Linked DNA regions of Homo sapiens: region 2 is linked to region 1. The links are chromatin loops, found by intact Hi-C in ENCODE. Cell type or tissue: PC-9. All regions are shown on one strand. Each heading gives the region's core, and the rest is flanking DNA. Links, peaks and the distances in the headings are about the cores only. Region 1 overlaps SH3RF3 (SH3 domain containing ring finger 3). Region 2 overlaps SH3RF3 (SH3 domain containing ring finger 3).

Region 1 (5,370 bases), core at 155-5,154:
TGGGGACACAGCCCTCAGACAGATGTTCATCCTATCTCCAAGATCATCCAATGGAAATCTCTGCTCCGACTTCAAAGCCAAGTGCAGCCCTGTCTCCCACGAAGTCGCGCCTAGCAGCCCATGCCCAGGAAAGGGCTCTGACTATAATAAAGTACGTTTGCACCACGGTCTTTTTAAAAGGCTCCATAATGGATACCTGCCAGGATTTGGCCTAGGCAAGTGGACACACATGTTCCGAAGGAGCTGGCTGACATGCAGTGGCCCAGTTCTCTGAGTCACTGACCCTACAGAACAACTCCAGCAATCCCTCCCTCGGGCAGGATGCTCAACAACACAGCCTGTGAGCATTTCACATGAGCCCAGTAGTGCAAGGTCGGCTGGCAGGGCTACAGGTAGGAGAGGATGGCCTGTCTGATGGAACTTAGCACAAGCAAACAGTAAAGTGACAGCGTGCACGCTGATGCTGCCCCCTGGGTGCACGGAGCTGCAGGGGCCCTCCGCACCGAGGTCAGGGCTGGAGCTCAGTCTGACTGTGCAGTGCCCTGGATCCAGGCAAGCTCCATTGCTCCTGCATCTCTCTCCCTGTCACAGAGCTCACAGGTGAATGGCACACAGCGCTGGAGCTGCTAGTCAGTAAAGATTGGGCTGTCATCTGTGACGGCGATGTGTTTCATCAAATTCCAGCCTCCCCTGGTTGGAAGCCTGGTGTCAGCAATGGCTGCAGTGCTGTGGCCGCGGTTCCCCGATTCTAAACCGCCAGGTTGTAACCAGACACTAGAGCCTCCTCCGCTGCATTTTAATGGGGCCCCTAAGCAGTGGCTGGGAACCAGGCCGTATTAGTTCCCTGCTGGGATTACTAAAAGGGAAAAAAGAGGGTCTGGGCGTTGGCAGGCTGTACGGGGGCTCCGAGTCTCTTTCTTTGACACTATGGAACAGATGAAGACCCCAAGAAGAAACATCTCCTCATTTAAATGTTTAATGTAAGTCCAGAAAACACTGTCATCACCCCAAGGAGCAGTGAAATGGGCATGCATTATTCATCACTCGCTACCACTCCATTACACGGGGTGTAAATCAGACCCTCATGAACTTGCTTCCCAAAGAAAACTCTAGAATAAAACATTTATGGCTGATTCTTCTGCTTGATTCTGCAAAGAGGAGCAAGCAGCTTGTGTAGCCAGAGGCCCCGCGTGCCTCTCGATCTCCCTCTCGGGGAGGGCAGTGGCCGGGGAGCCCCAGTGAGGGAGTCTGTCCTGGGAGAGGCAGCAGCCACGCCTTCTGCCCACATAACTTCAGCACTCTCAGCTGGTGAGGGGAACTGCTTGCTCACCACTGAAGATGGAGGCCAAAACTCCCCTCCACTGCTGCCCACAAGCCACCTGCCCCCGTAGGAGTTCCAAATTTGCTGCTGGATATTTAATTCTCACCCACAGGTTGGATCTGGCCCAGTGTTCTGCTTTTGTGAATAAAGTTTTATTGGCAGCCAGCCATGCCCACCATCCACTGCTGTCTCCAGCTGCTCTGATACTGCAGGGTGGAGCTGAGTCACTGCGGCAGATACTACCTGGCTGCAAAGTCTAGATTATTTACTATCTGGCTGCTTCCTTTAGAACGTTTGCTGCCCCTGCTCTAGGTGTCTATGATGAGAAGATGAACCTCTTCCCCTTTCTGCCTTTGTCTTACTGGGCCAATAACTGGAACCAAAAAGTGAAAGTTGTGATCAAAAGCTTAACAAGGAATTCCCACAATATTACTAAGGCGAATGGATCAAAACAGTGGAATATGGGAGGAGAACATCCACAACCCGACTCCAGTTTGGTGAATGAAAATCTCAAAACGTCAACAAGGAAAGGGGAGGTCTGTTAAGGAAGTTATAGGACCCCTTTCTCGCCTACCCGGGGCTTCCCAAGCCTCAGCTAAGAAGCAACCTATCTTGCCCTGGAGCCTTTCTTCTATCAGGAAGAGCCGTGGATGGCCTCCGCTCATGGCCTTCCTCACAGCTCTCACTCGCCTGTTGCCTCTGATGGTAGGAAGGCCCTGGACCCCCCTCCCTGTGCGCACCCATCAGGCCAGAGGCTTCTCCATCCAGCTTTGCATAAAAGGCACAATATTCATCCACATCCAACTGTGCATCCATTCTGTCTTCAAACAGAAAGTGCCTCCTTTACAGGCGGTGGCTGCAGGAGGGGTGGACTTTGAAAAATCCTTTTGTTCAGCTCTAATTCAGTGTGTCCGTCTATCCATCCTTCTGTCTGAGAGTGCCAGTGCGGGGCATTGCCTGTACAGAGAGGGAAAGCACTCTCTTGCCGCAGCGAAGCTCACGGGCTGGTAGAGGGGACAGCGAATGGGAGGACGAGGTCCTGAGAGCGAACCCGGCCTGGGCGTGAGCGCGTGTGGGACCCCGTTTTTCTCGCCTCCCAAACCCACACTGCATCCAGATAATGCCTGTGGGGAGGTAGGTGGTTTAGCCTGGAGCGGGAGGGCAGATGAGCTCTGGCAGAGGGAGGGTGAGGCAGTCAGGAGATCTGGGTGGAGAAGGTTCTTAGCTCCTCACAGTCCTCCCGTCCAGGGCCATCATGGGTCTTCACATTACAGCCCTGAGGACACCGACCTCAGTGGCCTGGTTTCCTCCTGCTTTACCTGTACTGATCGAGGCCCTTCCTCCTTTCCACCCTCTGAGGCATGGACTGTGTGCTAGTCTCCTGGTGGGTCCCATGGGGCCTACCGGTGGGCATTCATGAACAACCCTCTGTGGATCCCTGCAGGATGTGGCTTCAACAGCTGCTAGGACAAGGGAGTGACTCTTCTGTGCTGCTAGCCAGCAAGTGCCCACCCAGAGCTCCCGGATGCTCTCCAAATGCCAAGAAGACCCAAGGATCTTTCCTGACTCTGCCCAAGGATGGCCTGGAGGCACAGGCAGAAACCCGTGGATCTGGTTCCTAGCTCGTCATAGCAGCAAAAGAAACACTGCCAGCACCCTGCACTGTGATTGGTAAGCTTTGCAATCGACAAAAATCATCAGGACGCCAGGTCACAGGCAGCCACGGTGTCCTCTGTCCCCACTTAAAGGCCAGGATTGGTAAGTCATGGAGGTACAGCTATTTCCAGATTTGTAGAAGAAAGTTTTCTTGTATAAGATTCTCACAATGCAATTTTTTTTTTATTCATCCCAGGCTCACTTGGTACTTTGTTTTGCCTCCCTATAAGGCATGTAATTAAATTTATAACTTTCTGAAAATGCTAAAAATAAGCCCAGGTGCTCTGCTATGCAGGCAGCTTGTACTCTGCAGTTGAGAGCTGGAGCTGGAGCCGGAGTTTGCACAGCTTATAAGCAGTAAGTCTGGGGGCTGCCAGGCCTGAGGCAGGAAGGTCCTGCTTCAGCTCCTTCAGCTTTTCCCCAGCACTTCCTCCTGCTTGAAGCATCTGTCTGTCTGTCCTGTGGCAGAGATAATAAGACCCAGCCAACACAGGAAGCTGCATAGAGACAAATAGCAGGTGGTGATGCATTTTAAAGTTGCCCAGAAGCTTCCATAAGGAACTCTCCTCATTTACTTCTCAGACACGAAGAGACTTGAGAAATGCTGTCTTTTGATGTTCTCCCTGCTGAATTTCAAACACTTCCCCTTCCATTGATTTTAAAGGGTATGTTCCTAATTTCCAAGGGTTGCTTATTTGGAGGTAATTTGTAAGCCATGGTGCTCTCCAGAACAGAGAAGCTGGCAAGGGCCAATGAAGGTGCTGGTCCTGGCTGGACGGCGAGTCAGCCTGCATCTGACCACACTCTGGACCCAGCAAGAGCCCCTGCCCAGAGGCAGGACACTCATGGGCAGTATTAGTGGGTATATGCTTGCACACAGCAGTGCAAGCATAGCCGTCAGAGCCACACTAGCCTTACTTTGGAAAGGTGTCGTCTCTTCCTTTGAAGCTTCCCAACTTCTGTGCTCAGAAATGCAAACTTGCTGAGTTGCAGGGAAGTGGCACCTGGGGACGGTTCTCCTCAAGGCCCCGCTGGACTCCATGTGCCCACCCCTCAACAGGGCGGGGCTGTAAGATTGGCTTCGACCACTGAAATGCGCATGAGCAGAGGCTTCCATGTAGCCTCTGCACTGGTTGCTTCATTTCTGCCCCTGCTATGGTCCTGGAGACATTCTACACCAGGAGTCAGAAGGCATTTTCTGTAATGGGCTCAGTAATAAACATTTCAGGCTGTGTGGGTCTTAAAATCTCTGTCAGAACGCCTCAATATCTCTGTTATGGCCTAAAAACAGCTGCGGATGATATACAAATGGGCGTGTGTGACCCTGTTCCAGCAAAGCTTTCATTTACCAAAACAAGTAGTGGCTAGACTCAGCCTGGTGTTTGTTGGTGTCCCAGGTGAGGATGGTAGAGCCAAGCCCTCTTCTACCGGTGACTCATAGTATGAGTGAGAAGCAAGCATTCACAGCTTGGTGCCTCCGAGAACGTGGGCTGCTTATTACGTGATATAGCTGCTCTCAGTGATGGACCTGGGCACTCCAGAGCTGACTGCCCATTTAGGGTCCTCGGGCACCTGCTTGACTTCATACTTGGTTTATGAGGAAATTTTTCTAAAATGTAAGCAATCATTTCCCGATTTGATCCAGTAACCTCAAAAGCAAATGTGTCATAGTGGAGTTGGCCTGAATGGCCTCTTTCCCTCTCCTCTGATTAACCTCCCTCCCCCAGCAGAGCACTGACATGTGAATGATACTCCATTATGCCCAGAGCACCAGCTGAGCCTCTGACCTCTCCCAGTCGCAGAGGAAGAATCCCTAGGGGTGCAAACATGAGCAGGACGGGCCATCTGAGGCTCAGCCGGCTGCACGCCCTGGACACCTTCAGCCAGAGCCCCGCAGCTGTGTCCTCTCCCCAGCCATCGATGTGCAGCCGGGCCTGCGGGAGTTGGGGAAGGCCACACAGTCTCTCAGGTACCATGCTGCTTTATGTACAAGACCATCCAGTGAGGAATGCTGCCGGTGCTGTCTTGTGGCCCACCCAACAAGGAAGCTAGCGTGTGAGAGCCCCACCTGTGGGCCAGTGGCACCTAGCCCTGCCTTCAAGGACCTAAAAGCCCAGGGAGGAAGGGGGGATGGCCATACACACAAATAATATTCCATCATGGGCACACTGGAAGTCCTGTAGGCAAAGAGACAGTGGGGGAATTGATTTGGTGGTGGAAAGGTGACATGGGGCCATAGAAAGCTGCGGAGAGGTGAACATGTCAGATGGTCTGGAAGGGCGGGCAGGAGCCTTCTGCACAGGTATGTGTCTGTGTGTTGCCTGGTAGGTAGAATGCCATGCTGAGGGGCAGCAAAAGGGACATGGGCAGGTGGGAAGGGATTAGCTACGGCA
Region 2 (5,370 bases), core at 222-5,221, 63 kb before region 1:
AAGTCTCCAGCATCAAAGCCCCTGTCATAACCTCATTGGCCTCCAGCACCTTCCAGGACAGAGTCTATAAAGACTTTCTGCCCCTGTGGGAGGGCAGCATTACCCTAGGGGTAATGACAGCACTGCTGATGATCAAGGGGCACAAGGAGAGCGGTTCAGGGGCACAAGGAGAGCGGTTCAGGGACACCCCAAAAAAGAGACAGCCTGCGGCTAAGGTGCTGGCTGTGCACGGGGGGCTCAGAGGCCTCTCAGGCTCAGTGTTACAGGGGAGGAGGTAGCCTGAGGCAGGCAGGAGTGGGTGGGGTGGGTGGGTGGCTGAGTGAGCTGGGCACGGCAGCAGGACATGGCACGCTGCTTCCTCCCTCCACCTAGGACACATATGCTCCCTCATCCCTCCCCCTTGAACCTTGTTTGTGCTTTAGGTCCCATTCAGAAACCATCTTCTTTGAATCCCAGATGAGCAGTTACAGAGGGTTTATTTCTCTCTCCTCTCTGTCGCTCTAACCCTGGCATGGCTCTGTTGCTCAGGCCTTCTTTATCACCTATATCTGCTATTTTACATCCCCCACAGCCTCCCCAAATAAAATAGGGGCTCAGACCTCATTGTATTTGTCCCAATTTGGTGCCAAATGCTGATGGGGGCCTCAGAGCACGCCCTATTCTGAACACGATGTCAACTTGTGCTTGGTAACCAGCCACAAGCCCAGGCACAGCTGCCCATGGCCAAGAGGCTCTGGCTCTGCAGGGCCCAACCCCAGCTCCAGGCTCCCAGTGGTGCCCAGGCGTCGAATGGGGCCAGCCCAGGCCTGTGTGAGGCGCTCGTATGTCTAGGCAGGAAGCCGCTTCCCTGGGAAAATCCATCACAGAGCTTTGCAAGAGTTAACTTGAGTTAATGCTGTTAAATGAGGGGCGATTAAATGCCAGGCTGTCAGTTCTCTTTAGATTCTTGGGACTCGCATCTGAAAGGCTGCAACACCATGTGACCCTGTCTCCTTGCCATCTCAGCCAACACATTATCTTTTCACTAAGGTAGGAAAGGCCCCACGAGTCGGGTAGAATTTATAGCACCACATTCATTCATTTAAAATTGCTTCAAAGGAGATTAGGCCAAAGGTAGGACAGACAGAAATAAGAGGCTGGAGCAGGGCTGTCTGCCCTGGGATATGTCTGAGTGTGTCACGACCCTGTCCATTAGGATAACTTTGCTGTGTGTTGGATTTCCAACGGGCGTCTGGCTGGCTTTCTGTAGGACAAATACAACACAGCCATAAATTATTAGATCAAATGGAATGCATTCAGATGAAATCTCTGTAAAATCTGGCCTCCTTCTGAAGGATGTCTGGAATGAAACAGGAAAAATTAAACACACTATTATTTAGTCAGGTATGGCAAGCTCACTTCCTGAATTTTGTTTTTAAATGAAACAGATGGATGGAAATCACTTCATCCAACCAGAAGGCAGCCGCAGGTCGGTTCATCAATTGGATCGGGGTTTCTGAGGCAGCAACCGTAAATCAAAGCTCTTCTTTCCACAAGTCCTTCCTGATGGCTGCCAGCTTGCCAAGCCCTGACGGGAAGCCCCGTCGGGAAGCCCCGCAAGCTCTGCAGGATGGTTTGGATTTCCTCTTTCTGTGCTTCTTAAGGAAGATTGCTTCCAGGACACCCTGCATGCACACCGGCCCGAGACCACCGAGAGTGCAGGTGAGGAGGGCCCGGGAGGCCCCTGGCCGGGTCCTCTCCTGCCACCGTCTTCCTGGAGCAGCCCAGACCCTGGCCAGGTGGCACCTCCCTGAATAAGTGCCCTGATTTGGGCTTTTATCCCTATCTAATTTTTAACTGGGGACTGCTCCTACATTTCTATAAGGAGCTGCTACCATGAGGTCACAGGTGGTTGTTAATCATATTAACTAATTAATAATAATTAACAATCTAATTAATAATTAGAAAAGGATGGGAATTTGAAAGAAGCTGAGATGTCAGAATCCAGGTGCACACTGTGCTACAGGGCCACACAGTGCAGGGGGCCCAGGACTCTGCTTCTCCCTGAATTGGCAATATAACCATGGAGGAAAATGGCCTGCTTCAGACCAAGTTACATGAACTGCTGTTCACACAGCCCCTGCCTTCTAGAGAACTGCCAGGCATCTGCTCTCCCTGTGTCTGCATAGTCTCAGCAAATAGAGTGTGGAAAAAGTTTAACAAGACGTGCCCCATGCAAAAAGGCAGGACAAGCTATCCAGGACTGTGCATTAGTCTATCTCCTATGGCTAAGCTCTTGGGACCGTCTTATTAGGTATGTGAGGCTGAGACAGCAAGGGGGTGAGTGGAAAAGAAAGAGACTTAGACCCCGCCCCAGCATGTGTCCTGGAGCAGGTGGCTTGGACAGCAACCTCCTCACCCATGGAATACAACAGTGTCTGGGCCTACATGAGCTGTTCCAATGATGAATTTTGCCACTGACTGATATGGTTTGGCTCTGTGTCCCCACTCAAATCTCATCTAGAATTGTAATCCCCATGTGTCAAAGAGGGACCTGGAGGGAGGGGACTAGATCACGGGGGCAGTTTCTCCCATGCTGTTCTTGTGATAGTGAGTGAGTTCTCATGAGATCCAATGGTTTTATGAGGATTCTTCCCCCTTCACTTTCTCTTCTCTCTCCTGCCGCCTTGTGAAGAAGGTGCTTGCTTCCCCTTTGCCTTCCGCCATGATTGTAAGTTTCCTGTGGCACCCCCAGCTGAAACTGAGAGTCAATCAAACCTCTTTCCTTTATACATTACTCAGTCTCAGGTATTAATTTCTTTTTTTTTTTTTTTTTTTTTTTTTGAGACAGAGTCTGTCGCCCAGGCTGGAGTGCAATGGCACGATCTCGGCTCATTGCAAACTCTGCCCCCTGGGTTCAAGTGATTCTCAGCCTCCCAAGTAGCTGGGATTAGAGGCACCTGCCAACACACCCAACTAATTTTTGTGTTTTTAGTGGAGATGGGGTTTCACCATGTTGGCTGGGCTGGTCTCGAACTCCTGACCTCAAGTGATCTGCCCTCCTCGGCCTCTCAAAGTGCTGGGATTACAGGCGTGAGCCACCGCACCCAGCCTAGTCTCTGGTATTTCTTTACAGCAGTGTGAAAATTGACTAATACACTGACTCTGCCTCAGGCAACAGAAGAGATTTCTTATCATGAGGAAGAAGGAATGAAATGTCAGCACCCTTTGTTTGCTGTGAGCTGACTTCCCTGCAAAGGGTCTCTCTAAGCTGTGGCCTGTGGAACAGGGGTGGCTGAGCCGAGGCCTCTACTTCCTGCACATCTGCACCTCTGGCTCTGCTATTTCTGTGATGACCCATCCTCCACCAGCCCCGGCCACAGCAGTTTCTAGGCACCCCATGCGTGGCACTGTCAGAGCCAGTCCAGGGAGCTTGGTGTAACTGCCTGTCCTCCTCCAGACTGCCTTGTTCAGCTCTGCACGTAGAGTACTGAGCCAGGGCTTGTCCCAAAGTGGGTGCTCCACAAATATTTTGTTAAGTCAATAGATGAAAAATAAGTGAATGACCAGAGGGCAACTACACTCAAGTGGGTGGTGTCTCCCCAGACGTGCAATAAGGAAGAGCAAATTCTGAGAACCAAAGATTGACAAGGCGCTTCCAGGGACTTGTTGAGATCCAGCAAAACTCTGGAAAAGATGATCTTTTCCAGATGGAGCAGGAGTCTACCCGAAATGCAAGCATGGATTTCACATGTGGCTAGAGCTGCTGGGTGCTGTGGGTCATCCTTCTAACTCCCATCACTTATTGATGAGGAAATAAGTCATTCCAAAGTAATCTCATCTCTTTACGTAGTGAGGTCCCAGGAGCCTTTGGTGAGGAGACAGGGCCACCCCAGCCACCCCAGAAGGGACAAGGAATCCTTGTAGTTGAGAAGGTGGCTTTGTCTTCATTAGCCAGAAGACAGCTCTGTGGTTGCCCACCACCAGAACGGGCTCAGCTAACCCTCAGACAGGACGCACGAAGAGTGAAATGATCAACACTAAGTAACTCCAGCTTGCAGGATCAAGCGTATCTGCTCATGGGTTCATCTTATAGCTCGCATGTCCTGGAAAGTGCTCTGAGAACACTGCTGTCCAGGCTCAGACCCCCACAGAAGAATGTCTGAGGTTGTGGTTGCAGTGGACAAACGCCTGGCCCCAAGCTGCACACATAACCAACGGCTGGAAAAATTCGGATCTACCTTCTGAGGAAAAGCACGGTTTTCTGGCTTTTCTTCATGAGATCTGGGGGTTCTTTTGTTCAGCAAAAACATAATGGTTAAGCTTTTCAGCGTTCTGCCAGACTTATTACTATTTGCTTGTTGGGTTTCTGGAGCTTGTGGATTTGTCCTTAATCAGAAGTACACAAGACCAGTGCTCAGTCACTCTGAGCCACTGGGGCCCAGCTCCCATTGCCAGCCCACCTAGGAGAAGTCACACACAGAGGACACATTAACTGTTATTTTCTAGGCAGCCTAAGTTTTGTGCTTTGATGAAATTAGGCCACAGAAGACCATCCCACTGCACACATAGTGTGACCCCTGCACAACAGGCATTACTGTCAAACCCTTCCTCGACAGAGCAGCGGATGCATGCATGGAAAACCAACAGACCAGGCAGGCAGTTCTGGCCCCAAAGCAAAGCACGGGGGCTAGTAAAGGGCCACAGGGGCCCAGCCGCATGCCACACACCCCAGGATACAGAGTGGAGGACACAGTGAGGTGGTGTCTTTAGGGCTGTTAGATCCAGGCCCTTCCCTCCTGATAAATTCTCACTCATCCAGGAATATTCTGGGATAGCGCACAATGCACAGAAGAAATACGCTGTGTAAGCACGGGCTGTGGAATGCTGCAGGGGGCCCGCATTCTTGGGGTGGAGAAGAAAGGCATGGCATGGGCCACAAGGTGCAAAGCCACACCTCAGGCCCTGCACAGCCTGTGTTCTCAGCTTACATGCCTGGCCCTGCTCCCACAGCCTCCTGAGCCAAGACTGGTGGCTGGAGCCCTTTAGAAGACCTTGAGCTTGACATGCATCTAGTAGCCCCCGGGAGACCACCACTAACTGGGAAGGCAGTTCCAGTATCAAAGCCGTAGAGGGTTGAAAACGTCACCATGAGAAGCAGCTCTGAATTTAACTTTTTTTTTTTTTTTTTTTTTCTGAGACAGAGTCTTGCTTTGTTGCCCAGGCTGGAGTGCACTGCCGCGATCTTGGCTCACTGCAAACTCCACCTCCCAGGCTCAAGCGATTAACCTGCCTCAGCCTCCTGAGTAGCTGGGATTACAGGTGCCCGCCACCATGCCTGGCTCATTTTTTTATTTTTAATAGAGACAGGGTTTCACCATGTTGGCCAGG

The links. Hi-C counts contacts between places; a loop is a spot of excess contacts. Peaks named below come from ENCODE experiments on the same cell type or tissue, not always from the same donor. Only the 100,000 strongest peaks of a DNase experiment are listed, where the experiment ranks them.
Region 2: a loop joins it to region 1, with 5 times the contacts of the local background. A loop is called at or near these places in 2 of 110 quality-filtered maps.

The regions. Positions count from the first base shown.
Region 1 is chr2:109,405,539-109,410,908 of GRCh38, reverse strand. The region is part of intron 4 of SH3RF3 (SH3 domain containing ring finger 3); the gene reads right to left. It also overlaps a transcript of RANBP2 not described here. Among named protein-coding and RNA genes, the nearest start is that of MIR4266, 95 kb to the right of the region's middle. In PC-9, for the core only: no CTCF peak of the experiment used is centred there; a DNase peak (open chromatin) is centred at 2,948.
Region 2 is chr2:109,468,660-109,474,029 of GRCh38, reverse strand. All of the region lies in intron 8 of SH3RF3 (SH3 domain containing ring finger 3), which reads right to left. It also overlaps a transcript of RANBP2 not described here. Among named protein-coding and RNA genes, the nearest start is that of SEPTIN10, 140 kb to the left of the region's middle. RefSeq lists an enhancer at 3,165-3,284. In PC-9, for the core only: no CTCF peak of the experiment used is centred there; a DNase peak (open chromatin) is centred at 3,199; H3K27ac peaks cover 1,578 bases.